2 separate regions of the Mus musculus genome follow, and region 1 is linked to region 2. A link is a loop called in an ENCODE intact Hi-C map of the cell type or tissue named here. Cell type or tissue: gastrocnemius. All regions are shown on one strand. Each heading gives the region's core, and the rest is flanking DNA. Links, peaks and the distances in the headings are about the cores only. Region 1 holds the start of Gm13427 (predicted gene 13427). Region 2 overlaps Lamc3 (laminin gamma 3).

Region 1 (12,272 bases), core at 1-8,000, 230 kb before region 2:
CTGGTGACAGGAGCTAACTCATCTAACATAGCAGTTGTCATGTGAAGTCACATCGTATCCACAGCAGGAACAGGTGAATGCCTGTGCTTGCCTTTCTCTTCTGTACCCAGCCCAAGCTCTAGCCAGTGAAATGATGATGCTGCTTCCCACCTCACCCCAGTCTAGAAGCTGACAGTACAGCAGTCTGGAGGTCCGTTTCCATGGTGATTCAAATCCTATCACATTTACAATCAAGATTAATCATCATAGCACCATCGCTAGACAACTTTGCATATGTGTGTTTCTGAGACAGTGTTATAGATGACAACTTTTAATTTAACCCATGTTTGAGGGATCCACAGATAACTGAATTCCCTGAGTCTGCAACTTCAGGTGGGTTTGCCTTTCTCAAATTTCAGAAGTTTCCAGGTTGTCCACCTCTTTTTTTTTTTTTTTTTTTTTGAGAAAGGTTTCTTTGTGTAGCCCTGGCTGTCCTGGCACTTTTTAGACTAGGCTGGCCTCAAACTCAGAAATCCACCTGGCCTCTGCCTCCCAAGTGCTGGGATTAAAGACATGTGCCACCACTGCCCAGCAGTTGTCCACCTCTTACGGGGCTGGGAATGGGAGCCTGTCTCTTTGTCCTTACCTGTTTCTCCCAAGCTGTTGGCAAGACACTGAAACCCAAAAGCATCTTCACTGGATATGTGCTTTCATAGCCCAGCAGAGGGCACTGCTGGCAAGCTTAACTACAGTTGGTGTAAGAAAAACCTGAAATTTTGTTACTGAGCTTTGCTTTATGAAAGTAAGGATAAAATTAGATTGAATTGAACAACTTTTAATGAAAGTTATATGAGCTGTACAAGATGCATCAAACATTGCTTTAAAGCCGAGGTGAACTGCTGGGAGGCAGAGACTGACAGACCTTTTATGAGTCACAGGACAGCCTGGTCTATAAGATGAGTTCCAGGACAGCCAGGGTTGTTACCCAGAGAAACCTTGTCCCAAAAAACCCAAACTAAGCCAACCAACTAAAACCTGTCAGATACCTGCTGCGCTCTGCATTCTGCAGTTTGAACCCTTAAAGGTTTTCCAGTGTTAAAAAGTAGTGTATCTTATTTGTCACGGTGCCTCCTAGGCAGTCAGCTTGGTCAAGATGGCTGAATATATCCTTCCCAGCCAGCAGTCATCAGAAACTCAGTGAAGTGGATGGTGAACACAAGCTTCATACCTTTTTTTTTTATTTTATAATTTTATTTTTTTTTAAAGACTTATATGTGGTATAGTGTAGCTCTTTTCAGACACACCAGAAGAGGGCATCAGATCCCATAATAGATGGCTGTGAGCCACAATGTGATTGCTGGGATTTGAACTCAGGAACTTCGGAAGGTCAGGCAGTGCTCTTAACCACTGAGCCATCTCTCCAGCCCATGGGTTTCTAATGTGGTGGGAACCACCTTCTTTCGAGACTAAAGCTTTCAGATTCTGACAGCTCTTTTGGACCCACCAGCCAAGGTGCAGCAGGATGTGTCAGTCGTGGGTCTCTTTCATGCCCTTTTTCTTACAGAAACCAGTTGAAACACTCAGATTGGCATCCACACAGACTTGCACTTGCCCTCTCCAGCTTGCCCTGGTGGCTCACAACCATCTGTAAAGAGATCTGACACCCTCTTTTGGTGTGTCTGAAGACAGCTACAGTGTATTTACATATATATGTAAAATAATAAATCTTTAAAAAAAGAGAAAGAAACCCATGAAGAAGGAAGGAAGCTCGGGACCAGAAGGCCAAGCTTCAGTGCCAGTTCTTCACTATCCTGCAGCATAAGCATCCACGCGCTGGCCTGAAGAAACAAACAGTACTAAGACACACGAGGAGGAGTCTAGCTGCAGAATATGCTAAACTTTTGGGCAAGACAATGAAGGAGACCAAAGAAAAACCCCAGGGACAGATTTCCAGGAGATGTAGACTGTCCACACCGAAAGCCTCTCAAGTCAGTCAAAAATAAGTCTTTAGGAGGAACAGATAAGCTGGATGGTAGTAGTGCACACCTTTGATCCCATCACCAGAGCGGCAGGCAGGCACATCTCTGATTTGGAGGCCAGCCTGGTCTACAGAATGAGTTCCAGGACAGCCAGAGCTACACAGAGAAACCCTGTCTCAAAAAAGAGCAAATCCAAAAAAAAAAAAAAAAAAAAAAAAAAAAAAAAAAAAAAAAAAAAGTACTTCTCTTGGAGGAAAATTACAAGTGGGGCTTGGAGCTTATCTGAAAGAAAAGTGGGGTTGAACGCTGATGGTATGGGAGAAGGGTTCTTCTGCACAGCCCTGCAGTGAGGGGAGAGGCACGCCTGAGGCTGGGAAACCAAGGGCAAATTCATCTCAAGAATACCGGACAGTAAGCAACAATGTCCCTTGCTTTTAGGTGAGGAAGCCAATTTAGAGGAGAAACTGACACGAGTCCCAGGCAATTGAATGAAGGACGGGATGCAGCTTTAAGAGGGTGCCAAAGCCAGGTGTGAGCCCAGGGTGGAACAGCTGAAACTCCTGCTGACCCAGGAGTGTAGTTTGCTGCACTGAGACTGATTGTCTTCTAAGGGTGTATGGGTATTTTGTCTGCTTGTATGTCTCTGTACCACATGGTGTGCCAGGTCCCCTCCAAGGCCAGCAGGGCATCAGATCTCTTGGAGTTACATGTGGTTGTAAGTTACCATGTGGGTGCTGGGAATTAAAACCTGGGTCATCTGGAGGAGCAGCCAGTGCATTATAGCAGCTGAGCATCTCTGCAGCTCCCAAACTGATCTTTGGATCACTGCTTCTTTTGCCAACCGACTGCCTGCTTCTGCCTTTGTATTCCCGCAGGGTAAGAAGCACTATTCAGTGCTGTAGGCCAGCAGCAGCAGCAGGAACGGGTGCTTAGGAAATGGGTGCCCATTACCAGGAATGGTGGTGTAGCCACTTTGGTAGGGCACTTGCCTGGCATTCTTGAGGCTCTAGGTTCCATCCCTAGCACGGCTTACACCAGGCTTGGTAGAACATACCTGTAACCCCGGCCCTTGTGAGCTGGTTGCAGAGAGATCAGAAGTGCAAGGGCACTCTCAGAGATTAAGGGCAGCCTGGGCTGGAAATCCTCTCAAAAGCCCAAACTGAGTAATGTTAGTTCAAGAAATAGTTATTGAAGAGTTGCAGTTCCAGGTGCTGAAGGGTGGTTCAATCAGGAGCACTTACTGCTTTTGCGGATGATCTGGGTTTGGTGTCCAGCTCATAACTATGTCTCATCCAGGGGTTCTGATGCCCTTTAGAGTCTGTTAGCAACAGACATGATAGTGGTGCACATAAAGTCAGTCAAGTACACATACATGTTTATAAATAAAATATCTTTTTAAAAGTTGCAATTTGCTTGTTTATTTAAAGTTCAACCAGAGAATGAAAAATGTGGGTAGGGAAAGGAAATGGTTAAAGCAGGGACAGGAATTAAAAAATAGACTATTCAAAAGAAAGAAATTGGGGCTGGAGAGATGGCTCAGCGGTTAAGAGCACTGACTGTTCTTATGAAGGTCCTGAGTTCAAATCCCAGCAACCACATGGTGACTTACAACCATCTGTAATGTCATCTGGCACCCTCTACTGGTGTGTCTGAAGACAGCTACAGTGTACTTACATACACATAATAAATAGGGGGCTGGTGAGATCGCTCAGTGGTTAAGAGCACTGCCTGCTCTTCCAAAGGTCCTGAGTTCAAATCCCAGCAACCACATGGTGGCTCACAACCATCTGTAACGAAATCTGATGCTCTCTTCTGGAGTGTCTGAAGACACACTACAGTATACTTACATATAATAAATAAATAAATATTTTAAAAAAAGAAAAAAAAAAAGAAAAATTACAGTCATCAGGGTGAGCATAGATAGATAATCAGAGAAGCCAGGACACCTATTTGAAGACTGGCCGTACAATTTAAGAGAAACCTGGACAGCCAAACTGCAATTCAAATAATGTGACAATCATATTATTCTGTGAGTGAATTTATAAACTCCAGTTCTAAATCTGGGCACAAATTTTCATTTGCTTCACAGTATTTCAAGTGACTTTTGTTTCTGTTGTTTTGTTTTGTTTTGATAACAGTGTAGTCCGGGCTGTCCTGCAACTTGCTCTATAGACCAGGCTGGCATCGAACTCACGGAGATCCGTCTGCCTCTGCCTCCCGAGTGCTGGCATTAAAGGCGTGGGTCACTATCACTCAGCCACATGACTGTTCTTTACTAATCAAAATGCCATTTTCTTTGTTGAACAGTTATTTGGTACTGAGTGCTTCGGTAGAAAAGCCATGCTTTAGAGCAAGAAGTAGTGACTTTTAAAGGACACTTCAACCACAGCGATGAATGCTTCTCCATCTGTGTTGTGGGAACAGCATTGCATGTGGTAAAGCATTTAATGTAAAAGTAGGGATAGTGTGAGTGCTGTGATGAGTGAGCCCCTTTAGAAATGGGTCGGTCCCAGTAATAGGGACAATGATAACTAGGGGACCAGAGGATGAACTCTCCAGGTGTGGGGTAGTTTCTCAGACTTTTGAGGTCTGATAACCTGGACAAATTTCGACTTACCTTGAGTTTTAGGAGGACACGTGTCTCACCTGTGAAAGGATTCATAATAAAACAATCATACACGAATGCACGATCTCGCCTGGCACACTGAACAAATGCTGTTTCTTCAACCTCCTATCCCAAAGGATCACTCTCTCAATACTTCTTTCCAGGTTCCCATATTTGGGGCTTTCCCTAGTGAAGAGGAGATAACGCACCGGTCATCTTGATTTCTAGGATCGAGCCAAAGTTTCTCCCCTAACGAAACTCAAAGAAGTAATCCAACTCCGGTTCTGGAAAACTCCAATCCGTAGTTTTCCCCTGTCTCTGAATCTCCTGCGGTCTAGCTACTAGAGCAGTGAAGACTTCGGCTGACCAGAGTCCACCGTCTCCCAGCAGGCGGGGCCAGTTCTCTGTAGCTATGGGAGCTGGAGGCTTGGGCCTCTGCGAGCAGCCTATGGGCGCCGGGACTACAAGTCCCAGCATTCCTCGTGGCACCACCGATCGCTGCTAACTGTCGGCTCTCGCGCTCACTGGCTAACTGGATGGTGGTGAGGGTTATCACTGGTTATCGAAGACCAATGACAAAGAAGAAGGGGCGGGCGCTTCCTCATCTCTCACCTTGAGCTCAGAAAAGCTACCTTTAAAAGGTCGTGCGGAGCCGGGTTGTCGCAGGCAGTGAGGCTGGAACCCGAAGGTGCGGCGGCGTGTGGGAGACCGGCGCCTGTGGTCTATCGGACCTCGCTCGGGGAATTCCGGCGTCGCTGGGGGCGGGATCGGGGGCGGGGCCTGGCCTCGTTGTGGCGCGGCTCGTAATCCATTATGGCGGCCTCGGGGGTCGGTGTCTCTCCCTGAGAGGCGTCGGAGCTGGAACCGGGTGCCGGGTCCTGCGGCTGAGGACTCCTAACGCGGCACACACCCTCACTGGCTGGAGAAGCCGGGTTCCTGGACTGAGCCGGGCATGTGACTGCTCGGCGGCGGTGGCAGGGGCCGGTGCCGGGGGAGGGGTGTCTCGGGTAGAGACCCTTGGGCTCGGGGCAGCTGAGGCGCCGGGCCTCCTCCCCTGTGGCTGCCTCCAGGTTCCGGACCGCGGGAATCCTTCGTCCCTCCTAGTCCTGCTCTGGCTCTGGGACACCCAGAGTGGTCTCTGTTTCTCCTTACCTGGAACACCCTGTTTCCTGAGGAGGAGCGTCGCCCCCGAATAAGCCTCCCGCGCCCTGCCTGGGAAGTCTCTTTCTCACCCCGAGACCGCCTTTCGCTCGATTTCAACCCCAAGTTTGCCACGGAGTCCCTCATTCAAACCATCTCCCTGCTGTCAAGAGATCTTCGGGGCGTCCTCCCAGATTGCTTTCGCCGGCCTCCGATGTCCTGACTTCTTCCAATGTCACCTACAGCCCCCTTGGTCACAGTGCAGCCCAAAACTTTAATGCAAAGGAAAAGTCTGGATTGGTTTCACAGGCCTTTTAAAAAGCGGACTTAAAAGTTGCTGGTCATGCATTTCTTCTCGGCAGAGTGGAGAGCAAGCTCTCGATGAGATCTGTGTGACCCGTGTCATTTTTCCGGAGAGCAGGGCAGGGAAGTGAGAGCGGCAGGAAATTTGTTACAAGATGGAGAGACAGAGATAGGGGATTGGTTGACTTCCACAGAAAAGATTGCAGAGAATATAAAAGCAGCTCAGCCTTTGCTTCTCGCTGGGGAGTTGAAATGACTTTCAGTGCCGTTGGCCCTTTTCTGACTTTTCTGTGAATAGTTTTATCTAAAGTTCCCCTCTTGCAAAGAAAGTGTTCCTCAGCTCGCAACGTAGACTTAGATTGAAGAAACTTTTGGCATTGCGGTTACATGACTTCAAACTAATTACCCTGGAAAAGAATTCCAGGCTCCTGTTTACATGTGTGAACCTCAAACCCAGCTTCCCTTTGTCATGGAAGTTGTCTGTCTGTGATTGACCCAAGTTACTGACCCAAGACGGTGGTGTGAAGTTCTGGGTATATACTGTTGCCTGCTAACCCCCACGGACCATTCTGAAAAGTCTTGAACCCTCTTCTGGAAAGGGGCACCTATTATTGCTTTATGGGGCAGCAGCCTGGAAAAGTTCTTGGGGACCAAAGAAGGCCTAGTTTGCCCGCCCTGCATTTTATCAAAGGGGCAGGGAAGAGGGACTCATCGAGGCATGGGGGCCCACACTGCAATGTCTTTGTGGAACACGGTGAGTGCTCTCCAGGTTTCTGATCATTGTTTTTCCTTAAGCATCAAAGAAGTTTCTGAAACAATATATGTGTCAATTCCTTCTGGGTCTCCTTAGCATTTCTTCCTTCCTTCCTTCCTTCCTTCCTTCCTTCCTTCCTTCCTTCCTTCCTTCCTTCCTTCCCTTTTTTCCCCCCTACTATTGTAGCAAAAGTGGTGGAACAATTCTTTGTATAAGAAAATTGTGAGTTTATTCAGTCTGCTTGAGTTGCTGTTTCTAGCCTGAGTCCACTTCTGGTTCACTGTTGACACAGGGCAAGCCCTTTAACTGTTTAGGGACCAGCATTTCGTGGGGGAGGGGTTGCACTTAAGTGTCTCTGAAGCATCTAAAGTTCTTCCTGTCTGCTCTCTCTAAAAGCTGGGATTCTACCGCCTGTGTATGGATGTCTTTTATTGCTTTGTTTATGGAACACTTATATCTTCAAAGTGGTTTGCGCACACAAAGGTTAAGACAGAACCTAGTTGACATGCTATCTTTTTTTTTTTTTAAATATCTCCACATTTCTTTCTTTCTTTCTTTCTTTCTTTCTTTTTTTAAAGACTTATTTATTTATTATATGTAACTACACTGCAGCTGTCTTCAGACACCCCAGAAGAGGGCATCAGGTCTCATTATGGATGGTTGTGAGCCACCATGTGGTTGCGGGGATTTGAACTCAGGACCTCGGGAAGAGCAGTCGGTGCTCTCAACCTCTGAGCCATCTCTCCAGCCTCCGACATGATATCTTTTGACCTTCTCAGTGATGAGCTGCACTTGAAACTTCTCGTTTTGGATGTAGGTGGGCAAAGTTGAGTGTGGAAGCCGTGTGCCTCCTGAACTGAGACTGGCTGTGTTGCTTTCAATAAGGAATAGCTCAATGACGGTATCTTTTCTTCCTGCTTAGTTGTCTTTGACGTTTATTTATGAACCTATTTGGTTCGTAATGCTGACAGCACATGTTGTGCTATTGACTAACAGTTAAGGGCTGGTTAGACTAATGTGGCAGAGGCAGCCAGGACCCAGTTAGTCAGGGTCCTGGTTGTACTGTGGCAGCCTGAGATTTCTCAGAGTACTTAATATTAAAATAGCAATCGAGCCCTCACACAGTAACCATACATAGGCAAATGTAGTGCATGCAAGGGTCTTTGAAATTCTGTCATTACTATTTAACAACAAGTGGTTGCTATAAACAGTGGTTGCTTTTGGGTGAACTTATGGGCACCTTCAATTTGATAATTGAAGTTTTCTTTTTGTAAGGTTTATTTTGTTTTATATGTATGAGTGTTTTGTGTGTGTGTGTGTGTGTGTGTGTGTGTGCATCACATTTGTGTCTGATACCCATGAGGTCAGAAGATGATGTTGGATCCCTCGAACTGGAGTTACAGATCATCATGAGCCACTTGTGGGGATGCTGGGAACTGAACCTGGGACTTCTAAGAGCAACACATGTGTCTTTTGTTTGTTTGTTTGTTTTTGTTTTTGTTTTTGTTTTCGAGACAGGGTTTCTCTGTATAGCCCTGGCTGTCTGGAACTCACTTTGTAGACCAGGCTGGCCTCTAACTCAGAAATCCGCCTGCCTCTGTCTCCTGAGTGCTGGGATTAAAGGCGTGCGCCACTACTGCCGGACTTACAGCACATGTTTTTAACTACAGAACTCTCTCTCCAGTACCTCTTTTTGTTGATGATGTTGGTTTTTTCTTTTACCTATTTATTTTCTTTTACTTGTAATTATTTAAAAAGAGTTTTATGTGTATGTATTTTGTTTGCATGTATGTGCACCACATGTGTGCAAGAGCCTGCAGAGACCAGAAGAGGGCACTGGGAATCCTGGAACTGGAGTTACAGGTGGTTGTGAGCTGTCTTGTAGGTTGCTGGGAATCAAACCCTGGCCCTTTAGAAGAACAGCCAGTGCTCTTAATCACTAAGCCATATGTCTAGCTCCTTTTCCTTTAGTTATTTTTAATTATGTGTATGTGTGGGTGCATATGTTCAGATGCCTGTGGAGGCCAGAGACATCAGCTCCTCCCTGAAGCTACAAGAGCAGTATATGCTCTTTCTTGACCTCTGAACCATTTTTCTAGCCTGGTGTTTTTTGTTTTTTGTTATTTTCTTGTCCACATATACTTCAACTCAAGTGTGGGCACCTTGGTTTTTTCCTCTACCTTGAGTCAGTTCTTTTTAGCATTGTTTGAGATAGACAGCAGTGGCAATTTTTTTTTCTTCAAAGAATACATTTATTCCAGGTTGGATCTGAGGTTTGTTTGTTTGTTTGTTTGTTTTGTTTTGTTTTTTTGTTTTGGTTTTTTTGTGACAGGGTTTCTCTGTGTGGTCCTGGCTGTCCTGGAACTCACTCTGTAGACCAGGCTGGCCTCGAACTCAGAAATCCGCCTGCCTTTGCCTCATGAGTGTTGGGATTAAATGTGTGCGACAGCTCCTTCAAACTCACAACTTAAAACATTGTTATCTACTGAGTATGCTGTAACTCCAGATAGTGAAAGTCGGTGGAGACTTTTAGAGAATTCTGGCTAAACTAAAATACAATGAGCTACCAATGACCCAGGAAAGTCACATCTAGGAATCCTGGCCTAGGTATCTCTGGTACTTTTCAGGGGTTCAGAGGAGAGACAGGGTCTTGTGTAACTTAGGCAGGCCTCTAACTCATTGTGTAACTTAAGCAGGATTCTAACTCAATGTGTAGGAGAGAATGACCTTAAACTATCTGATTCTCTTGGCTCCACTCCCAAGTGTTGAAATTGTAGGTGCTTCCAACCTGCCTTCATCCTTTTGTGTATGTGTATAAAAAAATAAACTAATTAATGTTATTGTTGTGTGTGTGTGGGGGGGGAATGAATGTATGTCAGGAATGTTTGTGTGTGTGTGTGTGTGTGTGTGTGTGTGTGTGTGTAGGTAGGTCAGAGGACAGATAACTATGGGAAGTCCTTTGTCTTCTTTTACCTGTTCTTGGGTTCCAGAAACCAACTTAGTTTGTCAACCCATCGTTCCAGCCTATGCACATATCCTTTTGATACTCTGAGGTCTAATAGGATTATATATAAACCTTTAGCTGTGTACTGAGGTGAGGTGGTATCCCCAGTAACAACACTGGAGCAGTTGTTCTGCATGGTGACCTGAACTAGCCACTTTTTAATTTTTCTCTTTTGGACTACCATTTTTACTTGAAACTTCATCTGATAGATTGTAGTTCCTCAGACTAAAATTTGTCTTTCCTTTTGAGGAAAATAGCTTGTTTTAGAGAAATTGTATTGCTATTGTGCTGTCTATACCAGTGTGATATTTACAGGTGTGTTGAGGGAACTAGTGTTTTCTAAGGGATCAGTAGATCATATGTGATACAAGGTCACACAGGGGTAAGAGGTGCCTTCAGACTGCAAGGTGAAGGAAGAGTTTTCATTATAACTATAGAGAAGAGCAGTGATGCTTCGGAGTCTAAAATTTTCAGTTTTAGAATTTGTTTGTTTGTTGTTTGTTTTTGTTTTTGAGATTGGGGTTCTCTGTGTAGCCCTGGCCATTCTGGAACTCTATAGACCAGGCTGCCTGGAATTCATAGATCTCCTGAGTACTGGGATTAAAAGTGTATGCCACCACAACCTGAACCAATTTTAGTTTCTAAGGTAGGTAGTATTTGAAATAAGTAATGTAAACTAAAAGTCTTTGGGCAATTATTGTTTTTATATATATATATTTTTTTTTTAAATTAGGTATTTTCCTCATTTACATTTCCATTGCTATCCCAAAAGTCCCCCATACACTCCCCCCCCACTCCCCTACCCACCCACTCCCACTTTTTGGCCCTGGCGTTCCCCTGTACTGGGGCATATAAAGTTTGCATGTCCAATGGGCCTCTCTTTCCAGTGATAGCCAATTAGGCCATCTTTTGATACATATGCAGCTAGAGACACAAGCTCTGGGGGTTACTGGTTAGTTCATATTGTTGTTCCACCTATAGAGTTGCAGATCCCTTTAGCTCCTTGGGTACTCTCTCTAGCTCCTCCATTGGGGGTCCTGTGATCCATCCAATAGCTGACTGTGAGCATCCACTTATGTGTTTGCTAGGCCTCTGATTTTTTTAAAAGTGTAAAGAGGCCTGAAATTAAAAAGTAGAGACTTTGATCAGTGTAGTGGTACACAGTTTTAATCCCAGCATTCAGGAGCCAGAGGCTAGAAGGTCTTTGAGGCCAGTCTGATCTACATAGCAAGTTCCAGGTCAGCCAGGGCCACATAGACCATGTCTCAAAAAAACCATCCAACCAACCAAACAAACAAAATGTGGGAAGTCTATTCAAGGGTGTTTTCTGATGGCAGGCTTTCTGTTTATTCTCTCTCTTTCTGTCTCTCTGTCTCTCTTCTAAGACAGAGATTCTCTGTGTGCAGCCCTGGCTGTCCTAGAACTTGCTCTGTAGACCAGGCTGGCCTGGAATTCAGAAATCCACCTGCCTGAGTGTACACCACTACTGCCTGGCTCTGTTTACTTTTTAATTGATGTTTTATTGTCTCTGTGTGTGTCTGTTTGGGCTTGACTGCCGTGGTGTACATGAAGAAGTCAGAAGACAACTTTGCACACTCACTCCTCTTTATGGGTGCTCCAGAAGAGGGCGTCAGATCTTGTTATGGATGGTTGTGAGCCACCATGTGGTTGCTGGGAATTGAACTCAGGACCTCTAGAAGAGCAGTCAGTGCTCTTAACCTCTGAGCCATCTCTCCAGCCCCCACCAGTATCCCTTCTCAATCTTGGTGATTTCTAGATACTTTCTACAACAAATGTGTGTTATTTTGTGATAGAAACAGAAAGGTTTGCAATCCAGAATAGTGACTGGAATAGGTACTTCTTTGTTGCACACTTTTTGTGGATCTGCTTAAGTCTTGTTTGAAGATCTGTCAGTTTCCTTAGACATTGAGGGTTCTTGATCTCAAAGACTATGGATTTTAGTTCCAAACTGCTCTTCACCCTCCATAGACTGGTTTTTCTAGAGTTTATGTCCCAGGCCTAACACATGGTTTGGGGCCATATACGAGTTGGAAGTCAAGGATAATGTGTGGTAGTAGGTTTTGTTGGTAGTGAGTGATGTCGTAGTAATGGCAGTAGTGATTGTGATGAGGAGGAGTTTGGTTACGGTGATGATGGTGGTGGTGGTGGTCATGCTGATGGTGGTAGTTGGTGGTATTGGTGATGAATTTTCAAGGGGTAGGGAAGCAGATGGTAACATTTGCCAGGATTAGTCAGGGTGAGAAGGATTCACTCATATGTAAAGAGGGAAGAAATGGAATCTATGGGATTTTTTTTTTATATTCTATGCATTCCTTTAACATTTTAGTGGCTTGCCTAAGAAAATCCACTGTTAGGAGAATTAAAACTATTCAGAAGTAAACTTTTCCTCCTGTCTCCCTTTTCTTCTACAAATGTTGTTGAGCACACATGTGATAGGTAGGTAGTATTCTAATAAGAGAGAAGAGAATGCCGCTTCCACCCTCCTAG
Region 2 (8,000 bases), core at 1-8,000:
TTATTGTGCACACCTTTAGGGTCAGTACTTGGGAGGCAGAGGCAGGAAGATCTCTCTGAGTTCAAGGCCACAGTCTTGTCTACATAGAGGGTTCCAGGCCAGGCAGGGTTGCATGGTGCGACCCTGCCTTGAACAAACAAAGAAACAAAAAAACACAGAAATGAAGGTATCAAGGCCTCAAAAGATGAGAAGGAAATGTTTACAAATCAGAAGACACAAGGGAGAAGCTAAATGCAGTGTCAAGTCCTGGAGCAGGGAAACATATTATTAAGAAAAGAAAAGAAACCCAGACACAGCCTAGAGCTTGTTAACATTAGTTAGGTGGTGCTGATCTTGGCTTCCAGGACATATATCAGCAGCAGAGACACAGAACAGGCAGGCATGGGGACTGTCCATCTTGTCTGTGTAAGTTGTGATTTTAAGAGAAAAATAAAAATAAAAATATTTGCTTAAATTTCCCCAGGAGTCCTAATCGTCTGGATCCTGGTCCTATGCCATCCTGGCTTGTTCACGTGACCCAGTCTGACTCTCTTACAGATGCCGCCCTGGGACATTTAACCTGCAGCCCCACAATCCAGTGGGCTGCAGCAGCTGCTTCTGTTATGGCCACTCCAAGGTGTGTTCTCCTGCTGCCGGGTTCCAGGAACACCACATCCGCTCAGACTTCCGCCATGGTAATTGTGCATGAGGTCTGCCTTCCTTGGCCCTGGCTGAGAATCTCAATTTGGAAGCTGGGATGGGGACAGCAACAGCCCTTCCACCATCTCCCCCTTTGGAAAGACACCCTATGCCCCACAGCCGTGGTGTGTAGGGTGGGAAAGGAAATCCCCCATCACCTGCCACTGCCCCGGGGCTCCTTCCCCAACCACCACCCCTCCAGCCTCTTACACTTTACCATCAGGTGGCACTGGAAAACTGGGTATTGCTGCGGCAACCCTGAGTCCTGTAGGGCAGCCTCCATTTACCAGCAGGAGAGTTAGTCTCCTCAGTATATGTGAGTTTCAGCTTAGACTCTTGGCCTTCATTTATTAAGCACCGTCTGTATGCCAGCCAGTGCTGCTCCCTGTTCTAGGCTATCTCAGGATCCTTGTAGGCAGGTCTCTCATTCACAGTTTACAGACTACATCCGGTCTATCTGAGATTGGTTCTGGCTACTATGATTGTGTCTTTGGAACAAGAGGGTGCAACTCCAAGCTCTGTAATCCATCAGAGTCCAGATGCCCAGCAATCCTCCTTGGAACATTCCCCCACACCTGAGAGTTTAGTCTTAAAGACTGGACATCAATTTCAGGATGTCCAGATACAGAGGCAGTGGGCCCTCTGCTGGACACCACACAGAAAGCAGGGTACCACATAGCAGTGATTGGCCTGAAACTAGCCAAAGGCTTGTCTTCTGAATCCTAAGACAACAAAGAGAGGGCTAGGGATGTAGCTCAGTGGATAGAGTTCTTGCCAACCTTGCACAAGGTTTGTCCGGGACGAGGACCCAACTTGGCCTCAAACTCCCTCCGACTTTAGAGCCCTGCTGGAACTTGTCACTGCACGTCACTGTTGGGGTGAATATTCTGTGTTCGATATTTAGGAGCTGGTGGCTGGCAGATCAGAAGCATGGGAGTGTCCAAGCGTCCTCTGCAATGGAGCCAGAGTGGGCTCCTCCTGGGCCTGCGAGGAGGGGAGGAACTCTCAGCCCCAAGTAGGTAACAGTCAGTCCCCATTGGCCACACCTCCCAGGTCCCCGCTGCTGCTAATAATTCAGATCTTCAGAGTAGGTGAATTCTGTTTGTTTGGTTGGTTTTGGTTTTGGTTTTGGTTTGGTTTTTCGAGACAGGGTTTCTCTGTGTAGCCCTGGCTGTCCTGGAACTCACTTTGTAGACCAGGCTGGCCTCGAACTCAGAAATCCGCCTGCCTCTGCCTCCTGAGTGCTGGATTACAGGCGTGTGCCACCATGGCCTGGCGAATTCCCACCTCTTAATACTTTACTAGAAGGATTCTTTCAGCACAAGCTTAGGGGTGCCAGTCAAACAGGTGCTGGCGAGTGGCCATGGATTCGGTAGCATGGAACACATACATTTATTCTCTTTGTGTATTGGAAACCGGAAGCAGGGACTGGGCATCACGTCACAGGGCTGTGTCTCCCCTCCAGAGTCCACACCCTCCCCCACCTTCAGAAAAGCTGTCCTTCTTATGATCACAACTGATCTTCGTCTCTTCCTCCCTGGAGATCCCCTGGACCTTACTGGATAATCCAATAGACCTCTCCTACTCTAGCTGCAGCTTAGTCCTTTTTGACCTGGTCAAATCGCCTCTGGTTAGACCCCAGGGATTATGCCTGGGGACAACTCTGGGTATTATGACTCTTCAGTCAGAGCACGGCAAATGTGAAATCATCAAAATACTCTGTGTGTGTGTGTGTGTGTGTGTGTGTGTGTGAGAGAGAGAGAGAGAGAGAGAGAGAGAGAGAGATGCATGTTTGCATGGGAGTGGGCACAATCGTGTGTATGGGCGCAAGTGCATGCGGAAGCCAGAAGTTAATGTGAGAAATCATCTGACATCTCTCTTCCGCCTTGTTCATTGAGGCAGGGTGTCTCAGTCAAACCCGGAGCTCGCTGACAGGCCAGTCCCCCACTAGCCAGCTTGTTCTAGAGATTTCCTTGCTCCAGCTTCTGAGGCTGGGATTACAGCAGGCCACCATGCCCATTGAGTGTGGGTTCTAGGAACCCAAACTCTGGTTCTGTCACTCTGTGTCAAGCACTCTAACCACTAAGACATCTCCCCAGCCCTGGCCTTGGATTGCATTGTGCTTGGATGGTTTATTGTTGCCATCTATGCAAATGCTAGGGGCTGGTGGGATGGCTCAGCTGTTAAGTACTCTGGTTGCTCTTCCAGAGGTCCTGAGTTCAAGACCCAGCATCCACATGGTGGCTGGTGACTCATGACCATCTATAAAGGGATCTGATGCCCTCTTCTGGCATGTAGGTGTACATGCAGACAGAGTACTCCTACATTTGAATGATAGGTAGATAGATAGATAGATAGATAGATAGATAGATAGATAGATAGATAGATAGATAGATAGATAGATAATAAACAAATAAGAATACAGATGATAGAATCAAATTAAGCATATGGAGCTATCAAAGCTCTTCCCTCTTATCTTCAGAGAAGTTCCTGGGAGACCAGAGACTCAGCTATGGACAGCCAGTCATACTGACCCTCCAAGTACCCCCTGGAGGCTCCCCACCTCCTATTCAGCTGAGACTGGAGGGAGCAGGCTTGGCTCTGTCTCTGAGGCCCTCCAGTCTACCCAGCCCTCAGGACACCAGGCAGCCAAGACGAGTTCAGCTCCAGTTCCTGTAAGTGTCCTCCCGGTCCTGAGAGGTGGGAGTGGGGTGGCAGGCAGAGTGGCCTCTGAGGGCTAGGCACACTGGGAGGCTCTGAGGACCCCAGCCTCTTGGCACCACCTGTCCCTACATCAGGCTGTCCCATTGATTTTCTGTCCTTTACAGCTTGCAGGAGACTTCTGAGGAGGCAGAGTCCCCACTGCCCACCTTCCACTTCCAGCGCCTGCTTTCCAATCTGACTGCTCTGAGCATCTGGACCAGTGGCCAAGGACCGGGCCATTCTGGTAGTATGATAACAGTTCACACCCTTAGAATATGGGTCCTGGCCCTGCATTGTCCGTGGAGTTCCCCCAGCATGGACTCTGAGATTGAGGAATCAGGACACTTGCACAAGGCAACAGAAGTGTGTCTGAGGGCAGAGGCAGGGGTTGGACGGCAGGGAGCAGGAAGTCCTGGGGAAGAACAACTCTAGGAAGCCGATTCACATCCTTGACAGAATCCTGTACCATCCCGTCCCTCATCTTCCTGTGAGCACTGCTCACCCTGCTGGCCAACAGTGGCATTGCACCTCATCCACTTCATGGGCTGATAAGGATTCTAAATTCACCCAACTGTTTTTTTGTTTGTTTGTTTTGTTTTGTTTTTTGGGTTGTTTTTTTTTTTTTGGTTTTTTTGGTTTTGTTTTTCAAGACAGGGTTTCTCTGTGTAGCCCTGGTTATCCTGGAACTCACTTTGTAGACCAGGCTGGCCTCGAACTCAGAAATCTGCCTGCCTCTGCCTCCCGAGTGCTGGGATTAAAGGCATGCACCACCATGCCCGGCCTTGACTGTTAATTTTAAAATTGTTCTTCAAGCCTGGCGTAGCAGTAATTCATGCCTGTAATCCCAGCACTTAAGAGGTCAAGGCCAGAGGATCGCAAGCTTGAATACTGCACAGGCTATACAGCGAACACCCTGTCTCAAACAAACAGTTGACCCCTTTGCATGCATGAGCCCCATTGTGGGTTCTCAGGAAGTATCGACTGGACATGGATGCAGGTCCCCCCTTGCTTCTCATTCTGCAGGCCAAGTGCTCTTGTGTGAAGTTCAGCTCACATCGGCCTGGCCCCAGCGTGAGCTTGCCCCTCCAGCCTCTTGGGTGGAGACCTGCTTATGTCCCCAGGGATACACAGGCCAGTTCTGTGAATTCTGTGCTCTGGGATACAAGAGAGAAATACCTCATGGGGGTCCCTATGCCAACTGCATTCCCTGCACCTGCAACCAGCATGGCACCTGTGACCCCAACACAGGTAAGTCCCCAGAATCCCATTCCAAAGCTCCCTGAGCTATGCAGACACGGTGGCATGAGGACTGGACCTCACAGATGGCCCTTGGGAGACATGGACACTGGCCTGTCCTTGCCCTGTTCCCTGGGACTTCGCCTATTATAACAAAAGTCCTGAGTGGAACCTAGGGGCCAGGGATTGTATGCACCTGAGGGGGCCTTCAGCCAGCCTCTCTTCAGGCATCTGCCCACGCCTCCTCCACCACCACCACACCCTGCAGGCCCTGGGAAAGGCCCCTCAGAGCCTTGCTTCCCAGCAGGTGCTATGAGAATTACCAGCACAGATAGCAACAGGAGAAAGACATTCAGAGAGTCGCACAGATGACAGGAACTCATGGGTGTTCACCCAAAGCCACAAGCCAAGTGTCCTCACTGCTTGGAAAAGTCACTTCTCTCCCCGAATGTCCCCATCTATACAGTACAGACAGCAGTAGTATACACTGCCCAGGCCATGGAGACAAAGTCCATGAAGGTCAGGAATTGTCTAGATATTTAAAAGAACAGAACGCTCTTTGCACTGAAGTTCAGGGGTAGCTGACGGAGTGAGCCGTGGGTGGGTTCTTTTCCTGGGAGAGACAGATAAATAATATAAAGGAAGGAATAAGATAGTCTCATCCCCTTCCTCCCTAATGTCTTCTCCTTGATTCCTGTAGACATGCAAGTGATATATTCTCCATTATTGTCCCATTTGTTTCCAAGTGGGGTGACCTCATGACCTGTAGGTGACAGAGCCACACCTCCCACCAGCGGTGGTGGCTGTCATTCAGTAGAGCTACTTCTCATACCTACAGAGATACAGAAACCTCTCCAGAGGTCATGTGACCAGGAGGCGCTAGGGGACAGACACAGGCCTTTTCACCTCTGTGTCACAGGCCTTTCGCCCTGCTGCCTCCCCAAGACAGGTGGAATCTCTGATACATAGAACATTGTCCATGGCTCCTGTGCCTGGCAGACATCACCAATTGAGCCTAGATGAAGCCTCGCAACCCTTTCCTGGATAATGCTCCCTGCAGCTCCTGTTGAGGAAACAGAATCTCCTCATGAGATTGAACTGATTTTTCACCCCCACGGAGCCCTTGACTTTGCCACAACTTTCCATTCGGTATAAGTAAGCCTTCGTCTGTAAAATGGGTAGAGCAGCTAGTCTAAGAATCAAGCCTGAGGGTGTGAGCTGAGGCAGGAATTCTCCCTGGCTCTAGGGAATGAAGTTCTCTTCCGTTCTCCTCACAGCCATGGCTGGACACTGCTGGTTGCCTCCTGTAGGGCCCCTCTTGGGTCCCCATGGTGAGTCACGACCCTAGGCTCTGAGCAGACTCCAGGGGTTGCTGGACTGGAGAAGGGGGTCTGTGGTATCCTCCGTCTTCCAGTACCAAGAGTTGCCATACCAATAGCATGTATATACTATAGGTCCTGTACAGAGTGAGCCCCCGAAAGACTGGAAGCCTGAGCCAGGGTCTCCCTTTAGGTGGGGCCCTCAAGGTGAAGAGGATTATTGCTGTGCCTTCCATTGGTCGGGAGAGCTGTGAGACAGGAATAGTGAACAGTGTCCAATTGTTGTCCCTGCCCACCCTTGCCCCCCACCCTGGCTCTGCCACCCCATCCATCCACTCCTGCCAGCATATTTGTGGTGTGGCCTCTGTTACCATCCATCCCAACTTCTAAGACAGGGATCTGAGGTGCAAGGTGGCCACCCAGCCAGTAGGTGGCAGAGCCACACCTCTTACCCACCGAGGGGCGGGTTAGAAGGTTTTCCCAGCTCACACACACAAACCTTAAGTGAACCCAGGCAGTCTGGCTCAGCCGGGATTTACCCCAAGCTCCTGTCTCTCTAGTCTACCAATGTGTGTCCTGCAACTCCTCCACCAGGATACTCACTGTCTAGGGTAGCAGTTCTCAATCTGTAAGTCGCAATGTCTTGGCAAACCTCTATCTCCAAAAATCTTTACATTACAATTCCTAGCTGTAGTAGCAAAATTACAGTTATAAAGTAGCAACAGAAAAATCTTTATGGTTGGAGGTCACCACATCATGAGGAACTGTGTTAAAGAGTCGCAGCATGCCGGGCAGTGGTGGCGCTTGCCTTTAATCCCAGCACTTGGGAGGCAGAGGCAGGTGGATTTCTGAGTTTGAGGCCAGCCTAGTCTACAGAGTGAGTTCCAGGACAGCCAGAGCGACACAGAGAAACCCTGTCTTGAAAAACCAAAAAAAAAAAAAAAAAAAAGAATCGCAGCATTAGGAATTAGGAAGGTTGAGAACCACTGTTCCAGGGGCTTCTGGACTGAGATAGTGAACAAGTGCCTTGCTCCTTAGGGATCTGCCTGTGTGGCCACCACACCGAGGGTCCATCCTGTGAGCGGTGCATGCCAGGTTTCTACGGTAACGCCTTCTCAGGCCGTGCTGATGATTGCCAGCCCTGTCCGTGCCCTGGCCAATCAGCCTGTGCAACCATCCCAGAGAGTGGAGATGTGGTGTGCACACACTGCCCTCCTGGTCAGAGAGGTGAGTGGCTTGTGCTCTGTTTCCCAGAAAGACCAAGCCTGAGCCCTGATCCTGCCCTGGCTCTAACAGAGGTTAGGGTATGACAGGTAGGACAGAGCATGGTCCAAGGGTGGCAAGCATGACTTCTGAGGACAGAGTCTCCTTGTCAAGTTCCCAGTATGCTGAGAGTTACTGCAGACCTGGGGCTTTGGCCATATATAATGGAACCTTGGAAGGCCTATATGTGGGCTTTTAGAGTTGTTTTTAAAGTTGTTGGGAGGAAGCCAAGGGACCTGGGATCCTCACTGCAGAAAACCCCAACAATGAGGTTGGCATGTCTCAAAGGAAGGCTCAGCTTGGGAAGTGATGCTGAAGAAACCAGACCACCTGAGTCTGAGACTTAGAGCACAGAAGACAAAGAGCAAGGGCAGGGACCACATTCCTCTCCCCTCGGCGCTGGGGAGGCAGAGGGATACCGGGAGTCCAGGAGGAGCAGTGGGGCTCAGGGGTCCTCTCTCAAAACACAAGGTAGAGTTAAGAATGACACCCAACACTTATCTCCGGCCTTCACGCACATACACATATGTGTACATCCACACACATGCACACTCGTTTGCCTGTACAGACACGTGCGCACACACAGACACATACACACACACACACACACACACACACACACACACACACAAACACACACACACAGAGGACTTTTCAGAGTTCAGGTTTTAGTGAGTATCAGGCAACAAGAGGCAAACAGCCCTCTCCTCCCAGGTTCCATCCTCTCTGCTCCCACTCTCTGCTGCAGGACTTCCCCCTCCCCGGCTCTTCCCTCAGAGGTGCATTTAACAGCCTTTGAGG

What was found. A loop is a pair of places that touch in the nucleus more often than their neighbours do. Peaks named below come from ENCODE experiments on the same cell type or tissue, not always from the same donor. Only the 100,000 strongest peaks of a DNase experiment are listed, where the experiment ranks them.
Region 1: it touches region 2 in a loop (2.7-fold over the local background); 18 of 42 quality-filtered maps call a loop at or near these places.

What each region holds. Positions count from the first base shown.
Region 1 is chr2:31,683,183-31,695,454 of GRCm38, forward strand. Gm13427 (predicted gene 13427) reads right to left here and starts at 5,287. Exons shown (of 4, transcript NR_153862.1): 1 at 5,176-5,287; 2 at 4,576-4,749. It also overlaps a transcript of Abl1 not described here. In gastrocnemius, for the core only: CTCF peaks have their summits at 711 (motif pointing right) and 4,950; DNase peaks (open chromatin) are centred at 700, 5,029 and 5,313; H3K4me3 peaks cover 3,625 bases; H3K27ac peaks cover 2,350 bases.
Region 2 is chr2:31,911,454-31,919,453 of GRCm38, forward strand. Lamc3 (laminin gamma 3) reads left to right here. Exons shown (of 28, transcript NM_011836.4): 8 at 538-674; 9 at 1,583-1,693; 10 at 3,161-3,353; 11 at 3,507-3,625; 12 at 4,405-4,629; 13 at 6,975-7,163. Among named protein-coding and RNA genes, the nearest start is that of Lamc3, 28 kb to the left of the region's middle. In gastrocnemius, for the core only: CTCF peaks have their summits at 1,330 (motif pointing left), 2,969 (motif pointing left), 3,899 and 6,366 (motif pointing right); DNase peaks (open chromatin) are centred at 1,325, 3,886 and 6,371.